2 separate regions of the Homo sapiens genome follow, and region 2 is linked to region 1. Evidence: read pairs that join two places in POLR2A ChIA-PET (ENCODE). Cell type or tissue: IMR-90. All regions are shown on one strand. Links, peaks and the distances in the headings refer to the core of each region. The heading gives the core; the rest is flanking DNA. Region 1 overlaps LCLAT1 (lysocardiolipin acyltransferase 1). Region 2 has its middle 140 kb from the start of CAPN13.

The links. Peaks named below come from ENCODE experiments on the same cell type or tissue, not always from the same donor. Only the 100,000 strongest peaks of a DNase experiment are listed, where the experiment ranks them.
Region 2: POLR2A ChIA-PET joins it to region 1 with 12 read pairs; 2 of 35 experiments call an interaction of 5 or more read pairs at or near these places.

Annotation. Positions count from the first base shown.
Region 1 is chr2:30,533,557-30,544,029 of GRCh38, forward strand. The region is part of intron 3 of LCLAT1 (lysocardiolipin acyltransferase 1); the gene reads left to right. Among named protein-coding and RNA genes, the nearest start is that of LCLAT1, 92 kb to the left of the region's middle. In IMR-90, for the core only: no CTCF peak of the experiment used is centred there; no DNase peak of the experiment used is centred there.
Region 2 is chr2:30,661,335-30,671,807 of GRCh38, forward strand. No RefSeq gene overlaps it. Among named protein-coding and RNA genes, the nearest start is that of CAPN13, 140 kb to the right of the region's middle. In IMR-90, for the core only: no CTCF peak of the experiment used is centred there; DNase peaks (open chromatin) are centred at 1,687, 3,817 and 5,367; H3K27ac peaks cover 2,374 bases.

The DNA.
Region 1 (10,473 bases), core at 721-8,720:
GAGGACCACAGCATTGAAGGATATGAATTAATAGTTTAGTAACTTTTTATTGCAGGTAGTACTTGTGATTTCGGCCAGAAACTGGTCTGTGCTGATAAAGTACTTGACATTGACTGATTCATTCATATTCATGTAGTAAGTATTAATTGAATATGTAGGTTCGAAGCATTCATTATGCTAGGTGCTGGTACTTTCTGAACTTCCCCAATCTATAACTTTTTTTAAAAAATGTTTTTATCGCGCTTGTATAATATAATATTAAAGTTCCTGGAAATGTTTATTTTAAATGGCTAGGAATACAACATGTTCATTGTGTGTTGGAGAAGTAGGGATATTTCAACATTGCATGTTAAAAATAAATGGCCTCCTTTCTCAACTTGCTACTTAATGTGAAAAAGGGAGGGGAAAGATTATAAATATATTCAAACCAGTTATTCACATGGGTATATGAAGTACCCACTATATCCTCCTGACAGCCTTGTTAATTACATTTATACTTCTGTGGTTTACCTAGGTAACATTTCTCACTTAAACTATGTACCCTCTTAAACCATTCCTCTATTAGTATACTGACGTGGTTTATGATTTGTGAGGGCAAAGGGCAGGCCCTCACAGGATAGACTAGTAAGGATAGACTAGCAAGGGTGTTTGTAGTTGATTTACTGTGTGTGTGTGTGTGTGTGTGTGTGTGTGTGTGTGTGTGTGTGTGTGTGTGTGTTTGGGAGACGGAGTCTCTCTCTGTCGCTCAGGCTGGAGTGCAGTGGTGCAATCTGGGCTCACTGCAAGCTCCGGCTCACTGCAAGCTCCACCTCGCAGGTTCACGCTGTTCTCCTGGCTTAGCCTCCCAAGTAGCTGGGACCACAGGCGCCAGCCACCACGCCTGGCTAATTTTTTGGTATTTTTAGTAGAGACGGGGTTTCACCGTGTTAGCCAGGATGGTCTTGATCTCCTGACCTCGTAAGCCGCCTGCGTTGGCCTCCCAAAGTGCTGGAACAGGCGTGAGCCACTGCGCCCGGCCAACTGTTTGTGTTTTAATTGCCTTTGTACTTATATCTTTATCTTTCTCTTTGCCACTTTTCCAATATAGTGATCTCAGATTTCTTACATGGCAGCTGGCTTTCCTTAGAGAACACTTTCACTTGAGAACCAGCAAGAAGCTGCAAGGTATTTTATGACCTAGCCTTAGAATTCAAACAGTATCACTCCTATCATATGTTATTGGTGGAAGCAGTTACCATCCTCAAAGATTCTAGAGGAGGGAGCATAGCCCCACAGATTGAAGATGTGTCTAAGATCTCAGTATTTAAAAAACTGCCACATCCCTAAGAGGACTGATAAATAAAAGAGAAGGCACATATTACCAGTAGCAAGATTGATTCTACATGAGATATACTAACAGGATATTAAGAATAACATTATACCAATGACTTTAAAAGTGTATATGAGATTTAAAAAATACAGAAAAATACAACTGACAAAATCTGACATTAACAGAAAATGAAAAAGCCACAGTTATGTGTCTAATAGAGATTGAATCCATAATTAAAAGTCCTCTTACAGAGGTTTTTGTAGGACAATGGCAGCTGTGTATTTTTCTTCACCCTAATTTAAAAAAAGTTATGAAATCAAGCAGGAGAGGAAAGAAAACCATGTATCACCCATCTCTTTTAGTATGAGAAAACAAATAATGCCATAAGTGTTCAATTGATTTATGAAGAGAAATAAATTCCAAAACATTCCCTTCTGCCCTCCTGTCTTTATGAAGAGTACTAAGAGTGGGGAGAAGAAGATTAAGAGTAGAATGACATGCACCTGGGGCTTGCTGGCAATTCTGTCCCTTCTAATGGTAGAGCATTGTGTGCATACGTGTGTTCACCCCCCAGGGTCAAAAAAGACTTGCCTTCCCAGTGTTCTTGCTTCCAGTAAAGCCACACCACAGCATCCACAAACAGCTGCAGCCTAGGCCAGTGAGGCACTCAGTAGACACCAATGATGTTGATAAAAGCTGAAGAAATCATATGGAGTCTATATTACTGTTCTTACATGGAACCAAAGTCAAGGCACCCTACCCAACTGAGACTGTATGACATATCTACAGGAAAAAGTTTTTCCCTATGAAAGCTATATCATAAAATTGGAAAAAGTGGCTGTTCCATCATATGCACAGATACCAGTGTAGGAACACAGGAAACGTGAAAAGGCAGGGAAACCTGATACCTCCAAAGGAACACAAGAATTCTCCAGTTAATATACCCCAAAGTAAAGGAAGCCTATCAAATGCCTGAAAAGGAACTCAAAATAAAGATCTTAAGGGAACTCAGCAAAATACAAGAGAACACAGATAAAGTATTCAACACCATCAGGAAACAATTCATGATCTCAATGAGAAATTCAGGAAAATGGTAGATATCATAAAAAAGAATCAAATCTCAAAACTGAAAAATTCAGTAAATGAAATAAAAATAAAATCAAGAGCTTCAACAATAAACTAGATCAAGCAGAAGAAAGAATTTCTGAACCTGAAAACACATGTTTTCAAATAACCCAGCTAGATCAAAAGAAAGAATGAAGAAAGCTTACAGAACATGTGGAACATCATTAAGCGATCAATTTTTGCATTATGGGAGTTGGAGAAGACGAGGTGAAAAAAGGCATTGAAACCTACTTAATGAAATAATAGCTGAAAACTTTCCAAGTCTTGGGAGTAATATGGACATCCAGATACAGGAAGCCCAATGATCTTCAAATAGGTTGAAGCTGAAAAGGCCTTCTCCAAGGCACTTTATGGTCAAACTCTCAAAAGTCAAGAGAGAATTCTATGAACAGCTAGAGAAAGGTGTCGAATCACATAAAAGGGAATCCCCATCAGACTAATGGCAGATTTCTTAGCAGAAACTTTACAGGCCAGGAGAGAATGGGATGATATATTCAACATGCTGAAAGAAAAAACTGTCAGCCGAGGATACTGTAACTGGCAATGCTATTCTTTAGAAATAAAGGAGACATAGTCTTTCCAGACAAGTGAAAATGAGGGAATTCATCATCACTAGACTGGCCCTAAGAGAAATGATTAATTACTTCTGCATCTGCAGTAAAAAAGTGATATCTAAGCATTATGAAAACATGCAGATAAAACATACTAATAGAACAGATATATAGATGAAAAAGAGAAGGGACTCAAACGTTAACACTACAGAAAAGTCACCAAATTGCATAGATAAACAATAAGACAAGAAGAAAGATACAAAAGATATACAAAATAACTGGAAATCAATTTAAAAGTAGTGGGGATAAGTCCTCACCTATTAATAACCTTGAATGTAAAGCATTTAAATTCCCCATTTAAAAAATATAGACTGGCTAAATGAATTTTTTAAAAATACAAAGCAGGACCCAACTATATGCTGCCTGCAAGAAACTGACTTCACCCGTGAAGAAACACATAGACTGAAATGAAGGAATTGAGAAAGAAATTCTATGCACATGGAAACCAAACATGAGCAGGAGTAGGTATAGTGTATCAGATAAGATAGACTTCAAGTTGGCCGGGCGCGGTGGCTCACGCCTGTAATCCCAGCACTTTGGGAGGCCAAGGCGGGTGGATCATGAGGTCAGGAGATCGAGACCATCCTGGCTAACAAGGTGAAACCCCGTCTCTACTAAAAATACAAAAAATTAGCCGGGCGCGGTGGCGGGCGCCTATAGTCCCAGCTACTCGGGAGGCTGAGGCAGGAGAATGGCGTGAACCTGGGAAGCGGAGCTTGCAGTGAGCCGAGATTGCGCCACTGCAGTCCGCAGTCCGGCCTGGGCGACAGAGCGAGACTCCGTCTCAAAAAAAAAAAAAGATAGACTTCAAGTTAAAAAAAAGAAAAAAAACCTACAACATAAAAAGTGACAAAGAAGGCAATTATTAATATATAGTGATAAAGGGATCAATTCAGCGAGAGGATATAACAATTGTAAATACACACACACACACACACACACACGCACGCACACCAAACACCGGAGCACCCAGATATATAAAGCAAATACTGTTAGATCTAAAGGGAGCGTTAGACCCCAATATAGTAATAGTTGAGGACTTCAGCACCTCACTCTCAGCAACAGATAGATGATCCAGACAGAAAATCAACCAAGACATATACTGGATTTAAACTGCATTATAGACCAAGTGGACCTAACAGATATTTAAATAATATTTAACAGCCACAGAATATACATTATTTTCATCAATTCGTGGAACATTCTCCAGGACAGATCGTGTGTTAGGCCACAAAACAAGTCTCAGCAAATTTTAAAAAATCGAAATTATGTTAAGTATCCTGTCAAACCACAATGAAATAAAGTTAGAAATTAATAACAAGAGGAAATTTGGAAACTGTACCAATACTTGGAAATTAAACATGCTTCTGAATGACCGGTGGATCAATGAAGAAATTAAGAAGGAAATAAAAAAAAAATTTGAAGCAAATGAAAATAGAAACATAACACACCGAAACCTATAGGATACAGCAAAAGCAGTAGTAAGAGCGCAGCTTATAGCAGTAAATGCCTACATCAAAAAAGTAAAAAGATTTCAAATAAATAACCTAATACACCTCTATGAACTAGGAAAGCAAGAACAAACCAAACTGAAAATTAGCAAAAGGAAAGATATAAGAAAGATTAGAGCAGAACTAAGCAAAATAGAAACTAAAAAATACAAAGGGTCAATGAAATGGAATGTTGATTTTTTTGGAAAGATAAATAAAACTGATAAACCATTAGTTAGACTAAGTAACAAAGAGAGACGATGAAAAAGAAAATTAGGCCAGGTGCAGTGCTCATGGCTTTACCACTTTGGGAGGCCAAGGCGGGTGGATCACCTGAGTCAGGAGTTGGAGACCAGCCTGGCCAACATGATGAAACCCCATATCTACTAAAATACAAAAATTAGGTGATGGTGGGCACCTGTAATCCCAGCTCCTTGGGAGGCTGAGGCAGGAGGATCGCTTGAACCCAGGAGGTGGAGGTTGCAGTGAGCTGAGATTGCACCACTGCACTGTAGCGTGGGGTGACAGAGCCAGACTCCATCTCAAAAAAAAATAAAAAATAAAAAAATTAGAACTGTAATAAAAAAATTAGAAATGTAATATGAGATATTACAACTGATACCACAGAAATACAAAAGATCATTAGAGAATATTACGAATTACTATATGCCAGCCAATTGGAAAACATAGCAGAAATTGATAAATTCCTGAACATATAAACTTTCAAGATTGAAATAGGGAAAAACAGAAAACCCAAACAGACCAATAACAAGTAATGAGATTAAATCAATAATTTAAAAAATCTCCCAGCAAAGAAAAGCTCAGCACCAGATGGCTTCACTACTGAATTCTACCAACTTCCCCCAACCTCTTTTTTTTTTTTTTTGAGATGTAGTCTGGCTCTGTCACCCAGGCTGGAGTGCAGTGGTGTGATATTGGCTCACTCCAACCTCCACCTACCTGGTTCAAGCGATTTTCCTGCCTCAGCCTCTGGAGTAGCTGGGACTACAGGCGCACGCCACCACGCCCAGCTAATTTTTGTATCTTTAGTAGAGATGGGGTTTCACCATTTTGGCCAGGATCTCTTGACCTCGTGATCCGCCCGCCTCAGCCTCCCAAAGTGCTGGGATTACAGGCTTGAGCCACCGCGCCAGGCCTTTTTTTTTTTTTTTTTTTTTTTTTAAACAGGGTCTCACTCTCACACATGCTAGAGTACAGTGGCATGATCATAGCTCACTGCAATCTTGAACTGGGCTCAAGTGGTCCTTCCACCTCACCCTCCTCCTGAGTAGCTAAAACTATTAATCCAAGCTGGCACAATGATGCCTGGCTAATTTTTTTAAAAATGAAACTTTAGAGCCAAGCATGTTTAGTCAGGATCTAGACACCACTAAATGTTCTCTTTTAATGTTATATATACTGTTTTAACAGGCTTGGCTGGTCTATCTTCAACTTATTTAAGAACATGTGTTATAAAACTATATAAACAAAAACCTTAGATTACCATGTATGGATCATGCTAAAGTAAATTGTCCACTAATCATTTTAAGGAATCTTCTCTTGGATAAATGGTTTGTACTTCTTAATCATGGTCCATCTTAAATTAGATGTCAAAAAAATTTTCAACTCGGGTATAATTTCAGGAGAAGGAAAAGGTAAAAGAATCTCTAATAATTTGTTATTATGTGCTGTGTACAGAATACTGTGTAAGGGACTTTATATACATTATCTTATTTAAAGGTCACAACTGCATATCATAACATAATCCTTTTAAAGAAAATGGAGTTTAAGAATGTTAAATAATTTGCCTTGTTCCACATAGATACTATGGGGTGGCAATAAATTATGAAACCTGGTCTGTTTAGTTCTAGAGTCAAGGCATAAAAATATTTAATTTTAAATAAAATGTCTAATTACTTAAATTTTTATGTATTATAACTAACAGGTACATTGTACAAAATCAAAAGCTACAAAGAGTTGTATACAGAAAATACATTTTTGTCTCATCCTGGCTCTGTTGTCACTCGGTTTCCCCAAAACAGTCGTTAACAGTTGTTTTCAGAGCTATTCCATGCATGGACAAGCAGATTGTTTTCTTGCACTCAATTTTGTTAAATAGAAATGGGTGTAACAAAATATATACACTGTTCTTCATATTTTTAGAAAGTATTTAGCAATATATGTTGGAGATTATTCCATGTCAGTGTATCTATTGCTGCATTATTTTTAAATGATATCATAGTATTTAAGGATACATGGTATTTTTAACCCATCCACTGTTTAAATTTTTCCAATCTTCAGCACTTACTAATAATGTTGCAGTGATTTTCTTTGTGCAGTATTTCACATAAAACTGAATTTATCAGTAAGAGTTGAAACCTAGATCAGAGTATGAGAGATATTGTCCATTTCCATCCATAGGAATTAAATCAATTTATATGTCAAACAACAGTATATATGCTGTTTCATTACACTCTCAAAAACATGGTGCTATGAAATACCTGGGTCTTTGGCAAACTTAGATAAAGAAGATATTTCAATGTAGGTTTATATTTATTTTTCTTTCTTTTCCTTTCTTTTTTTTTTTTTTGAGACAAAGTCTCCCTCTTGTCCCCCAGGCTAGAGTGCAATGGCACAATCTTGGCTCACTGCAATGTCCGCCTCCCGGGTTCAAGCGATTCTCCTGCCTCAGCCTCCCAAGTAGCTGGGATTACAGGCGCCTGCCACCACGCCCGGCTACTTTTTGTATTTTAAGTAGAGACAGGGTTTAACCATGTTTGCCAAGCTGGTCTTGAACTCCTGACCTCATGATTCGCCTGCCTTAGCCTCCCAAAGTGCTGAGATTACAGGTGTGAGCCACCACACCCGGCCACATTTATTTTTTTTAAAGGTAATGAGGCTGGACATTTTTCTATTGGAATGTTAGTCTTTATCCTTTTGGGTTATACAAATTCTTAGTAGAAATATTAACATTTTGTCTGGGGTGAGTTGCTAATATTTTCTCTGTCTCTTGTCCATTTTCTGTGTTTAGGTTATTTTTTTTCTAGTGGAACTACTGTTTTCATACAGTCAAACTGATTAATCTTTTACATCATCTGGATTTTATAGCAAACTTAGCTTTTCCATCATGCTTTTATGGTTTCACTTGTCTTGCTTACTCTGGTCTAAGCTAGGAGAGCTGGGCATGGTAATTCCAGCTTTTTGGTTGGCTGAGGAGTTGAGCCCAGGAGTTTAAGGCTACATTGAGCTATGATTGCACCACTGCACTCCAGCCTGGGTAGCAGAGTGTGACCCTGTCTCTTAAAAAAGAAAAAAAAAGTTATTAAACAAAAAATCTAGGAGAAAGAGACTTCTTGTTTATCCCCCCAAATAGCTACTAAGCCCAGTACTCTTTTCTGAATAATCTTTTCTTGATTAGTTTGAAATGTCACATTTTATCAGGTTTTATTTTATTCTGAATTTCCATTTGTTATAGGGTCTGTTCCCAGACTTTCTGTTCTCTTCTGTTGATCTAATTATGCATAAGTACCATGCTGTTTTATTTACCATACCTTTATATTACTTTTAATGTATTACTTACATTCAATAAAATTAACCAGTTTTAAATTGCATACCGTCATGTAACTCACAACAGTCAAGTTGTATCCTTGTGCCCTTTTGCACCCAAACCCCTGGATAATATGGTAAATGTGTGTGTAACTTTGTAACTTCCATACAATTTTTCCCCTTTTACATTTTTACCAGTAGTGTAAGAGAGAGTTCCAGGTGTCCCATATCCTTGTCAGCATTAGGTGTTATCAGTCTTTCTAACTTCAGCTATTTTTGTGGCTTTGTTGTGGCAACTTACTGTTGTTTCAATTTTCATTTCTCTTAAGACTAGGGATTTTGATCCTCTTCTCCTTTGCTCATTGGCCATTCATATAGCTTGTTTTATGATGTTTCTAGTCATATCTTTTCTCCTTTATTTATGGGTTGTTTCTTCTCTAACTGTTGCTCTATAAGAGTTCTTCAAAAATTCTGGATATAGGCTCTTTATAGATAGGATTTTTGCAGTTTTTTACCCCAGACTGTGGTTTACCTTTCTACTTTTTTTAAACCTGTCTTTCAAAGAGCAAACTTTATCTTCATGAGGTCTTTTTAAACCATTTCTTCTTATTGTTCTTTCTTTGTCTGACCTTGTGTCACAAATATTTTCCCCTCCCAAGAAGTTTAATGGTCTTACTTCTTAACTTTATGTGTGACCCATTTTGATTCAGTTTTTATTGTGAGGCAGGGTCAATGATTATTTTTTTCCTATACAGCTTTCCAGTTTTCCATCAGCTTTTATTAAAAAGTCTACCCACTATCCACTCAACTAACTTAACACCTTTTTTGAAAATTATTTGTCCGGTAAGTGTTATTTCATCAATGTCACTCTGTCATGATACTGTAATTTTATAGCAAGAATTGAAATCAGCAGTTCTTTTAAATTTTTTTCAACTATTTGAGTATTTTTCCTCTCCATTAAAATTTTAAAATAAGTTTGGTAATTTCTTCAAAAATTCCTCAGGATTTTTATTGTGATTTCATTCAATCTAATTTCCCTTTGCAGTACTTGTAGTTTTTCATATAAAGGTCTTTCACAACTTGCATTTGATTTGTTTCTGAATATTTTTGATTGATGCTATTTTGGAGTTGTTTTAAGTTTTTACTTTCCAATTGTTTGCTGCCAGTTTATAGAAATGCAGTTGATTTTTGTATCCTGCAACTTTTCAAAATTCAACTATTCTACATGCTTTGTGGGTTCCATAGGGTTTCTTTATACATAATCACATTGCTTGTATGTAAATATTATTTTAATTTTAATATTCGACTTTTATGGCTTTTTTTTTTTTTTTTGCCTTATTGCGGTGGCTATTCTTTTAGTATAATGTTAAGTAGAAGTGTTGAGGGCAGACATCCTTGCCGTGTCCCTGATGTTAGGTAGAAAGCTTTGAGCCTTTCACTGTTGAGTATAATGCTAACTGTAGATTTTTCACAGATGCTCTTAATTAGGTTGAGGAGTTCCCTTCTATTCCTGATTTGCTGTGACTTTTATCATAAAACGGTGTCAAATTTGGTTTTAATGCTTTTTCTGTACCTCTTAGAATGATAAGATGAATTTTCTCCCTTGTTCTATTAATATGTTAAATTGCATTGGTTAATCTCTGATGGTAAACTAACCTTACATTTCTAGGATTATCTCCACTTAACCTTTTTAATGTATTTTTGGATTCAATATGCTAATAGCTTTAAAGGGTTTTTGTATCTGTGTTCAATAAGGATTTTGTTCTTTTTTCTTGTGAGATATTTATCTGTTTGTGACCTCATAAAATGAGATGGTCAGTGTTCTCTCCTTGCGTGTTTTCTGTTAAGAGTTTGTATAGGACTGATGTTATTTCCTCTTTAAATGATTAAAGGAATTCACCAGTGAAGCCATCTAAGCTTGGAGTTTTTTTTAGTGGGTGTCTTTTTAATTACAAACTCAATTTTTTGAGTTGATATTGAATTCTTTAGTTCATCTGTTTCTTGTAATTTTTCAAGAAATTGTGTTACCTAAGTTGTCAAACTGAGGCATCAAGTTGTTAATAATATTTTGTTAATTTTTTAATGCTTAAAGAGTCTGTGGTTAATCCCTTCTTTTATTTCTCACTTTTCTTGTTCAATCTGGCTGGAGTTTTGTCAGTTTTATTGAGTTTGCCCCTCTCCCCTAAAATAATCAGCTTTTGGTTTCATTGATTTCTTTCCCTCCCCTCATCAATCTGTGTTTTTAGTTTTACTGATTTCTATTCTTATCTTTATTATTTCCTAACTTTTATGTTCTTTGGGCTTAATTTGCTTTTTTTAAAATTTTTTAGTTTCTTAACATAGAAGCTTAAGCTATTGATCTAATACCATGTTCCTTTTTTAACACAGGTGT
Region 2 (10,473 bases), core at 1,582-9,581, 130 kb after region 1:
GCCAGAAGAAACTGGGTAACTTCTTTATTGTGCAGCAAGGGACCTGACCTTCAGTAGAAGAACATTAGAGCTATCCAGCCTCAGTTAAAAAACAGCTAAGACTGTTCATAATATTACAAAGGCTGTAGCTATAGATAGTGAAAGGTTATTTGCTTGGAGGGAAAACCTTCTACTTCTTGGAACAGAAAGAGCTGGATCTGGCCTCAACCCTATGGTCAATATCCCAATCCCAGGGACCTGGTAGAGTTGGACTCCCAAAGAAGATGGTGCCGAGGGGATGAGCCTTCTCATCTGTCCATGATTGGGCTGTGACTCCATGCCAGCAACAAAACAGACTCTTGGCCCAAAAGTAAGAGATCTCCATTTCATCAGTCAGCTCTTTCACTGGCTGCCAAATGCTATCTCTGACTATTCAGGGAATCCCACAAAAGGAGTCTCACTTACTGCTAAAGACACAAAGCTAGTGGCGAGGTGTTTGAAAAGGCAGCTTTCCTGGACCTTTCTCATGGACTCAAGCTGCCCCTCCACCTTCCACCATCTCCACTGCTCCCATTCTGCACTCTGCTCGCCAACACCCCTCCCCAGTAGCTGCACAGGAGACTCCAAGCTCCTGTCTGCTGTCCCCATGGGTGTTCTTCTCACACTAACCAGTGCTCCCTCCCTTCCTAGCTCCTTTCTCATTAGCGTAGCACTTGCTTTATCTCTGCTAGCAGGTTTTAAGGGTCTTATGAACAGGACTCCTAACTTGCACTTTTTTCTCCTGCAGAGCTCAGTACCATGCACTGCACATAGTAGGAGCTTAAAAATAGCTTGTTGAATGAAAGATCTGAACAAAGACTTGGAACAAAAGCATCACCTAGCAGGGGCTGGTCCCTTAGTAAGTTGTGTCTGCCTCTTCCAGACAACTCCTTGGCCTATTAACACTACCACCAATAATCAGTGAGTTGATTGTTTGCATTTGTGTAGTGTTCCCCACTGCCCAGCAAACCCTCTCACTTGGTCCTTACAATAATCCTTCTCATCTAAATGTTAACCAAACACAGGGGTGAAAGCTCCTGTCCCCGCAGCAAGTTGACCAGGTGGGATGGCTCTGTGTCCTCCTGGATGACCAAATGGTCAAGGCCCATGTGGGTGTTCAGGAACGCAGGCCCAGCAGCTGCACACAGTGGTAGGAACCGTGAGACCAGGACTGTGTGCAATGAAACAAACAAAGCTTCCTCAGCTTGAGGGCTTTTCTGGTTCCCCATAGGGAGACTGTTAAAAGCTCAACTTCAAACTTTAGGGGACCTCTCAGCCCACATCTGGAGGCCATTTCACATCCAGCTCACATCTCCGGGAAAAGCAGCCTGCATTTCATCCTGCTCCAAGTCCTCCCTTTACTGGTCTGGCCTGCATTCCCTGCTCCTCAGGGTCAGAATGAGAAGCAGGCACATTGACTTGAGTGAACTCATTTGCTCTCCCGGTGCCTCTGCACCTGCTCCCTCCTGGGCTATGAATCCAGCCGTTTCCACAGCAAACAGTCATAAACAGCCGGAAGGGGACCAGGGCTTCAGGTGCAGGAGGAGGAATAGGGAGTAGCTGCAAACACTTTGGCAAGGCCCACTTTCACACAGATGGTTTTAGCCATAAACCGGGGGGAACTGCAAAGCAAGGAGTCGGCCAGGTTACTAACGACAAAGCCTGCAAAGTGCATTAGGCCGAGGCTCAGACAGTGACTCAGAACTTCCTCAGAGTGCTGGGCTCCACCTCACACAAGCTGGGGTGGGAGAGGGGCTGGAGGCTTCAGGGACGTTGGGTGTGCAGATCAGGAAGTTCAGGCGGACAAGACCCTACTTGTGCAAAGACATGGACACCCCAAATTCCCAAGTCCATGCTCTGTTGTGGCATCAGTCCCCTTTCCTAAATTCTACTTAGCAGCATTCCTGAAATGTCTCTAGTTCACCTACTGTGTGCAGGCTTTGTGACTAAGACACAATGTCTGCACTCTTGTTTCCAACCGTGTGGGTGATGGGTGCATGCACAGCTGATGATAAACAGGTCAGATTGTGTCTTGCACTGGGGCAGGGGTACAACATGCAGGGGAAGCACAAAGTGGAGCGGAATGGAGTCATTGGTCTCAGGCCTATGGGACAGGTCCTTGAAGGAGGTGGAAGTGAGGTGACCCTTCATAGGTGGGTAGGATTTGGATAGGCATGGAAGGGATAGCACAGTGCAGTACAGGGAACAGCATCTGCAAGGAAGGGGATGGAATGTGCCAGGCAAGCCATGTCCTGGGAATGGCAAAGAGCCTAGTGTCCTGGAGCGTGGCATGGTTTTGGCCATAAGCAGGGAGGATGGTGCTGGAAATGTACGTAAACCCAGACCAGGGAGGGCCCAAAATGGCAGGAATAAGGAAATTATTGAGAGTATTTTACATGTGAATTAGTTACCAACTTTTATAAATAAAGAGATTTCATAGACAAAGTTGGGTTCTTGCATCTTGTGAAAGTCTAAAAGGTCTGGCAATTTGGGGTCTCCATTCTCTTGCAGCTATACTTAGCTATAGCTGGGCGGTGGCTGCTCCTAAGCAGGACAAGCATCCTCCAATCTGCCCCAGTCCTCCCCATTCCCTGTGGTGGCCCTTTTATCAACTCAACCTGGCCTGCAACCCTTTGGTCATCTACCTGCCCTTCATGGAGTTTGTGGTCTCTACTGTAGACCCTGAGGAGATGCCAGCGATGCCAATGGATGGTGGGAAATTCCTGCCTCATTGTGTTTAGGAAAATATTTTGAGCACAGTGAGAAGTCTGTAGCTTGGAGTCAGTAAGGCCAGTGAGGTGTTCTTGAAAGAGTCCTTGTGGAAAACGAGATATCCAGAAGGCCAAAGCAGGGGAAGCAAGGAAAGGGCAGATTGGGAAGAAATTCAGAAGTGTGACTGGCTTTGATCATGGATTAGGTGAGGAGAGTGAAGAAGAGGGAGAAGGAGCTGAAGTGAACTCCAGGATTTCAAGATTAGGATTCAGAGCAGAAGGTAGAGTCATTCAAGGAGGTAGATGTGCGAGGCAGTGCTAGGCTCTGGAAGGGGATGGTTGGCCCTGCTCTGGCGTGTGCAGTTTGAGGTTCTGGGCAGAGACTGGAGACTCAGATTTGTGATTCTCTGCAGAGATGACATTCATGGGGACAGGTGTGGTCAGAAGGGCCCTGCTAAGGGAGGAGGTGGAAGGGAGCCATGGTTCCTCACTGCTCCACTGGCAAGCTCAGCTCCCACCCTGAGACATTCATCACAGCTTGTGTTGTGAGGATTCCTTTCTGGAGTTGTTTCCTCCCCAAATCTGTATGTAGAAATCCTAACATGGTATTCACTAATGTGAGGGTATGTAGAGGTGGGAGGTGATTAGGTCATAAGGTTGGGGTGGAGCCTTCATGAATGGAATTAGTCCTCTCATAAAGGAGACACCAGCGAAACCCCTCACCCCTTCAGCCATGTGAGGACACAGCGAGGAGATGGCCACCTCTGAGCCAGGAAGTGGTTCCTCAGCCAACACTGAATCTGCCTGGATCTTGGACTTCCCAGACTCCAAAACTGTAAGAAGTAAATGTGTGTCATTTAAGCCACCCAGTCTGTGGCGTTTTTGTTGTAGCAGCCCAAACAGGCTAAGACAATCTTCCTAAGCACATTCTTTACCTGAAAATATGTGTCCTTCAGGGGCACGGCGATGGCCACCACTGCTTCTCAGGCACAGACGGGCAGAGGGTGTGGGCCAGGCTGGGCCTGAGTCACACGGAATAATTTCGTCTCTTGCTCCTCTGAAGCATTCCTGGGGGATGGGGTGGGGTGGGGTGGGGCTGAGTCATTTGAGCCCCTCCAGCAGATGGTGGAGGGCAGTGAGTCACAGCTCTGGTTCTCAATCAGAAGCAGAGTAGAGGCCTGAAGAGAATGCATCTATGGCCAGGTCTGGGATGCCCAGCTTGCTGGTAACTGCCTCTTAAACAATGACAGTTGTGGCTGCCACTGTGGGAAGCTTCACTGTTGAGACTTTCACATGTGTTTCCTCACTGGATCTCAGTTTCTAATTATACCTTCCTTTGTGTGGATATTTAATGGTCGTATCCACACTAGACTGTGTGGGAGCAAGGACTGGCTCTAGTTTTGCTCATTGTCGGATCTTTGGCATTGAATCCATTTAAAATGGAAGACTGAATGAACACATTAATGAATGGCTCCATTTGGTGTTAAATTTTAATATAATGTATGTGTATGTGTAACCTATTTATAAACATTTACATGCTATTTCATACATGGAATAACTTTGGAAAAATAAGAATATACCAGACATGAAAATTGAGCTTGACTCCTAGAAACAGAGGCTGGGGATTCCTGGGTGATAGGAAAATATATTTTCACTTCATGTGTTCCTGTCTCTCCCCCATCATCCTGCTTTTACAATGAGCAAAAAAAGTTTACAGAGTAGATTATACTAATCGCATTGTTCCACAACTCTCTCTTCCACTGAACCCAATATGGGGGGTATCTTTTGTGTCTGTCAGCCTGGCCTTGATTTTGCATCCTTATGGGCTGCTGATCCACATTCCAGCTCTCTTCAAGCCCACTCTCTGTTGGGTGGACTCCACACTTGGGTTTGGGGATGCTGGTTTGCCCCTCACCTCTTGGGTGCTGTATCAATTTCTTGAGGAGGCATGGCCTGCATTACAGCTGGCTGGGATCTGGCTATTCGAAGTGGACGAGGTGGGAAAGTGGCAGAAGTGAGTGCTGTCCTGAGGACCCCAGACAGATGAAAGATGCAGTCCAGGCTGAGTAAGGGGAGAAGTCAGAGTCCAGTAGAGCCAGAAAGCTGTGGGGTGGTGTGCACTGTGTGCTGGATGATCCTGATGGGCAGGCTGGGGCTTCCAAAAAGAGGGAGGACTCTGTCTAGCTAGGCCTCTTGGTCCCTGATGCCAATGATGGATGGTTTTTTTCACAAGCTCTACAAATCCAGAGCCAGTCTTTTCTGCCAGTTTCCCCTCCTGCAGACCTTAGACAGGATCCAGATCTCCCAGCCGTTGTCCAAGGAAGCTGCAGGCAGGAGACAGTGGACGTGCTTGAGAAACTTTAACTTGGGAGTCACAAGACTGGGATACAGTCTTGGCTCTACTAGTTACTCATGCAACCCCTCTGAGCCCTGTTAAATTGAACTAAATTTGGCCTGAGGCTGCCTTCCTACTTTGAGTTCATACATAGCAAACTGCAACTTAACTTTGTATGTAAACAAACTGCAACTTCACTAAGAGTATATTCCTGTAACAAATAGCTGAGTTTCAGCCAGTTAGAGCAGCTGAGCTTCAGCCAATCACAGGCTACCAACTGATCAGATCATGTCCTTATAAGGCAAATGCCCAGCTGTAATCAGTCAAGCGTTCTGTGTGTCACTTCCTTTTTCTATCTGTAAATACTGCCTGCTCACGTTGCCAAGTGTAGCTCTCTGAACCTCTCCTGGTTCTGAGGACTGCCTAATTCATGAATCATTATTTGTTCAAATACACTGCTCAATTTAATTTATCTAATTTTTTTCTCTTACCAGCCCAAATTGACTTCCATTATATCAGGTTTTAGGATATATTCACTTAATAGCATGCAAAGTGGTTTCATATGATTATTTTAATTTTCCTTTCTATGTTTACTCCGCCTGTTTCTTTGTTATTTGTATCTTCTTTTTCATTTCTCAATTTACTCTTTTCAAAGGACCAGCTTTTGGATTTATGTATTGGTACTATGTTTCTCTGTTATCAAATTAATTACTTTGTTTTTATATTTTCCTTCCTGCTGTTTTTCTCTTTCTGAACTGAATCTTATTCACCTGTTTTATTATTTTTTTTTTTTACTGATTTTTCCTCTGAGCACTGCTTTATTTATATCCTCATTGGATTTAACGTGTGTACTTTATTATTTTAATACACACACTTAATTCTATTTGTTTCTATTTTCCCCTTTACCCTAAGAGTAAGGAGTTTATTAATTTAGAAAGGAGTTTATTAATTTTCAGATGAAAAGAATGTTTTTATTATATTGTTATTCATTTTTAATTTTATTACATTTATTGTGACTAGACTATTTATTGAGGTTCTCTTTGTGGCTTAATGTAAGGTTTTCATGAGTGTTTATCTTCACTTGGCATTGAAAAGGTGTGTTCTCTATTATTAGGATACAGTACTTGCCCTGTGATCTTACTAAGGTTGACTATAACTTGACCTATTTCTTTTTGTTTGTTTTCTTGATCTGCCCTAGACTGAGACATAAATTTAAATCTCTTATTATGTGTGTTTATCAATTTCTCCCGATTTTTTCCATAATTCTTACTATATAAAATTTGCTACTGTGTTGACTGCCATGTTCATAATTCTTACATCTGAGTTGTAAATTACAACCCTTGGCATTATAAAGTGTCTTTGTCTTGTATAGTGATTTCTGAACCCTCCCTTTCCTTACATTAACTTCATGAATCTTGATTTTTTTCATCTTGGCATTTACCTAGTGTGACATTGCCCATTCTTTTATTTTCAGCCTTCCTGAATCATTTGGTTTTAGGTATGCCTTTTGCATGGTGCACAGAGTTTGGTTTTGCTCTATGAGTCTATCTGAAATCTTCTTAAGAGGTGAATTTAGCACATTTACATTTATAGATATGACAAATACATTTGTTTAGGGTTTTGTCATATAATTTTTTTTTTTTGAGACAGGGTCTCACTGTTGCCCAGGCTGGAGTGCAGTGGCCCAATCTCAGCTCACTACAGCTTCTGCCTCCCAAATTCAAGCAATTCTCCTGCTTCAGCCTCCCAAGTAGCTGGGATTACAGGTGTGCCCCACCATGCCTAGCTAATTTTTTTTTTTTTTTTTTTTTTTTTTTTTTTTTTTTAGTAGAGACAGGGTTTCACCATGCTGGCCAGGCTGGTCTTGAACTCCTGGTCTCAAGTAACCTGCCTGCCTCAGCTTCCCAAAGTGCTGAGATTACAGGTGTGAGCCACCATGCTTAGCCTTGTCATATAATTTTATATCATGTTTCTTGTTTTTACTTTTAATTTTTACTTATCTTTTAGTTTTTTACCCTGTGGCTTTTATTCTTTTATTTATTCTTTTATTCTTTTTTCCCTTTGTCCTTTTTTTTGTGTGTGTGGTTCTTCTCATGTTAAGAAGGTGAATTGTTGTTGTTTTTCTAGTATTTACCTTTAAGATTAAAGCTTTATGTATGGCCTTAGCTTTCCTTAGGCAGAATATATTAGTTCTTTTCTATAAACAAGAATAAAACTAGCATGCTTCCTTTTCCCTTTCCTCTACCATGCTCTCCTGGTTAATGAAATTATCTTTTTGCATTTATCTTCACCAGGTTAAATATGCACATACTTCTATTGCCTAACCAGTTTTTTTAATTATCACATGTTACAGAGAAGGCAATTAGCAAAACTTACTTTGTTTCCAATATTTTTTACCCCTCTTCTTCACTTAAAATAATTGTATTAACTATATATTGTCAGAACAGATTTTTATATTTTGACTTGTGACTCACATCTCCATTGTTCCTTTCGTTTTTATAGTCCTGCTCTCGAGTTCACAATAAACAGCTTCAAATAATATTATACCATTAAACATGTAGTTTAAGAAGCTCAGCACAGTGTAATCCCATTTCCTCCCTCCCATTCTTTATGCTATTTTTGTCATATATTTTACCTGTTGTAAAGAGACTTTTAAAAGGAACAAAACGTCTTTTCTATTTATCCCCATTTTTACCAGTTCTAGCAATCTTCATTTTTTGTGGAGATCTAAGTTTCCATTTGATATATTCCTTCTGTCTGCAAAAGTTCCTTTACAAGTTTTTATAGTGAAGACCTGCGGGTAATGAATTCTCTCAGGTTTCTTTGCCTGAAAAAGTATTTATTTTGCCTTTGTTTTAAAAAGATATTTTTGCTGGCTATAAAATTATGAACTGACAGGTTTTTGGTTTCCTGCCCCTGCCCTCCCCAGCACTTTAAAGATGTTTTTCTAGCTCTGGTTTGCAGAGATTAAAAATCTGCTATAATTCTAATCTTTTCTCCTGTTTGCATGATTACCCTCCTCTTTGGTTGTTTTCAAGGTTTTATCTTTATCTTTGGGTTTCAGTGGTTTGACCATGATGAGCTTAAGTTTTGTTTTGTTTTTATTTATTCTTGTTGGGGTTTGCTAAGATTCATGGAATTATGGTTTGTTGCTTTGAATTAATTTTGGAAAGTTCTTAGACATTGTATATTCAAATAGTTCTCTTTTCACTCTTTTTTTCTTTTTTTTCTTTTTCTTTTTCTTTTTCTTTTGAAGCCGGATTCTCACTCTGTTGCCCAGGCTGGAGTGTAGTGGCACGATCTCAGTGCACTGCAACCTCTGCCTGCCTGGTTCAAGCAATTCTTCTGCCTCAGCCTCCTGAGTAGCTGGGATTACAGGTACCCACCACCACACTCAGCTAATTTTTGTAGTTTTAGCAGAGACAGAGTTTAACCATGTTGGTCAGGCTGAACTCGAACTCCTGACTTCAGGTGATTCACCTGCCTCGGCCTCCCAAAGTGCTGGGATTACAGGCATGAGCCACTGCGCCTGGCCCTGGCTCTCTTTTTCTTCTGGGATCCCAGTGTTAGATCATTGATATGGATATTGTCCACAGCTTTTGGATGCTCTTCTCAATTGTTATTTTATTGTTTCCATTTTTGCCTCTTTGTGTTTCAATTTGGATAGTTTCCATTGATTGACCTATCTTTAAGTTCACTGTTTCTTTCCTCTGTTACATACAGTCTGCTTAAAAGCCATCAAAGAAATTCTGTATCTTTTTTTTTATTTTTGGCATTTCTATTTGATTCTCTTTTATAATTCTACCTCTGCTGAAATTCTCCATTTGTTCACATACGTTGTCCACCTTTTCCACTAGACCCCTTTCCACCAACTAATCATAATTATTTTAAAGCCCCTGATAGTTCCAGCATCCGTGCTGTCTCTGGGTCTGGTTCTGTGAGTTGTTTTATCTCTTTACAATAGGTTGTTTATTTTCTGGCTTTTTTGTGTGTCTCGTAAATGTGTGTATGAGCGTGTCTTTGTAGTTTTAAAAACTGTGTTCCAAACACTGTGTGTGAATAACAGTAAAGATTGAGGTAACTTGTGTTTATGCCAGGAAGTAGGTATCCCTCTGCATCTGCCAGGCTGTTAGTGTGGGGGGTCGAGTCAATTAAAATCAGTAGCTGTGCTGGGTTTTAGTTTTGTAGTTGTAATAACTTACTTCAGGGCAACACATACTTCAAATTCCTCCAGTGGTGGGTTGCTGCTGTCTTGTATCAGTGTTTCTACTTCCTGCTCAGCTTTCAGGGGGACTTGCATGCCTCCACCACAGAGGGGAGCTCTCTATGTTTTTCTGTTATTGCTCATTACTCAGCACAAGGCTCATACTGGGGGCAGGTGGGGTTCTCCATTTTTCTCATTTACTCTTAGTCTTAGGCAGGCTCCGTGCACCTGGCCCTCATTATTCTTGCTTCTCCCTTTTGTGGCATCTATACCTTGCCTCATGCCTGTGGGGCATCTTAGACAGGGGAGAGCTGCCTGCCTCACTATGGTCCCAACTCCAGTGATATCAGACCTGTGCTTTTTATCAGTGCAGAATCCTGGGACTGAGTGGGTTTCTTGCCACTCACCAGTAGCAGACAAGGAGCAGAAGAGTTTCCAACCCCTCCTCCCATGTCAAATGGCCTTTCCTTTTACCTTCAGCCAGGGAAAGTGATTTTTGCCTGGGCCCTTGATTTCCTGTCCTTCCAGTATCTTAAGGCTTTTTCCTTGTAAAAGAGAAGGGTCTGGGAAGTGGCTGGAGTTTTGTGCCTGTCCTCCAGTGGGAGTGAATTACCCAAGTTTTAAACCTATTGCCATTAAGAAAGGTCATCTTCTTCCCCTATTCTGTTTCAAAAGTACTTGACCGAAGGTCATGGTAAAGAGTTGTGAGTGAGGGCTTCAAGACAGTAACGGAAATTATCCAAAATTAAATAGACAGAGAATAAGGTCTCTACTTTTCAGTGGTACTGGAACAATGGATATGCATTTGCACACAACAAACAAATAAACTTTAATTCATGTATGTCATTATATCTAAAAATTAACTCAAAATGGATCATATACCTAAATGTAATACTTAAAACTATAAAACCTCTAGAAGAAAACATTGGAGAAAATATTTGTAAATTTGAGTTAGGCAAAGACTTTAAAAAATATGACACCAAAAGCACAACCCATGAAAGAAAGAATTAACACACCTGACTTCATCAAAATTAAAAACCTCTGCATTTAAAAAGATACTGTGAAAAGGATGAAAAGAAAAGCCACAGGTTGGAGGAAAGTATCTGCAAAGCAAAGATTTGATAAAGGACTTGTATGCAGAATATATACAACTCTCAAAACTCAATAATAAAACTAAAAACCTAATTTAAAATGGGCAAAAATCT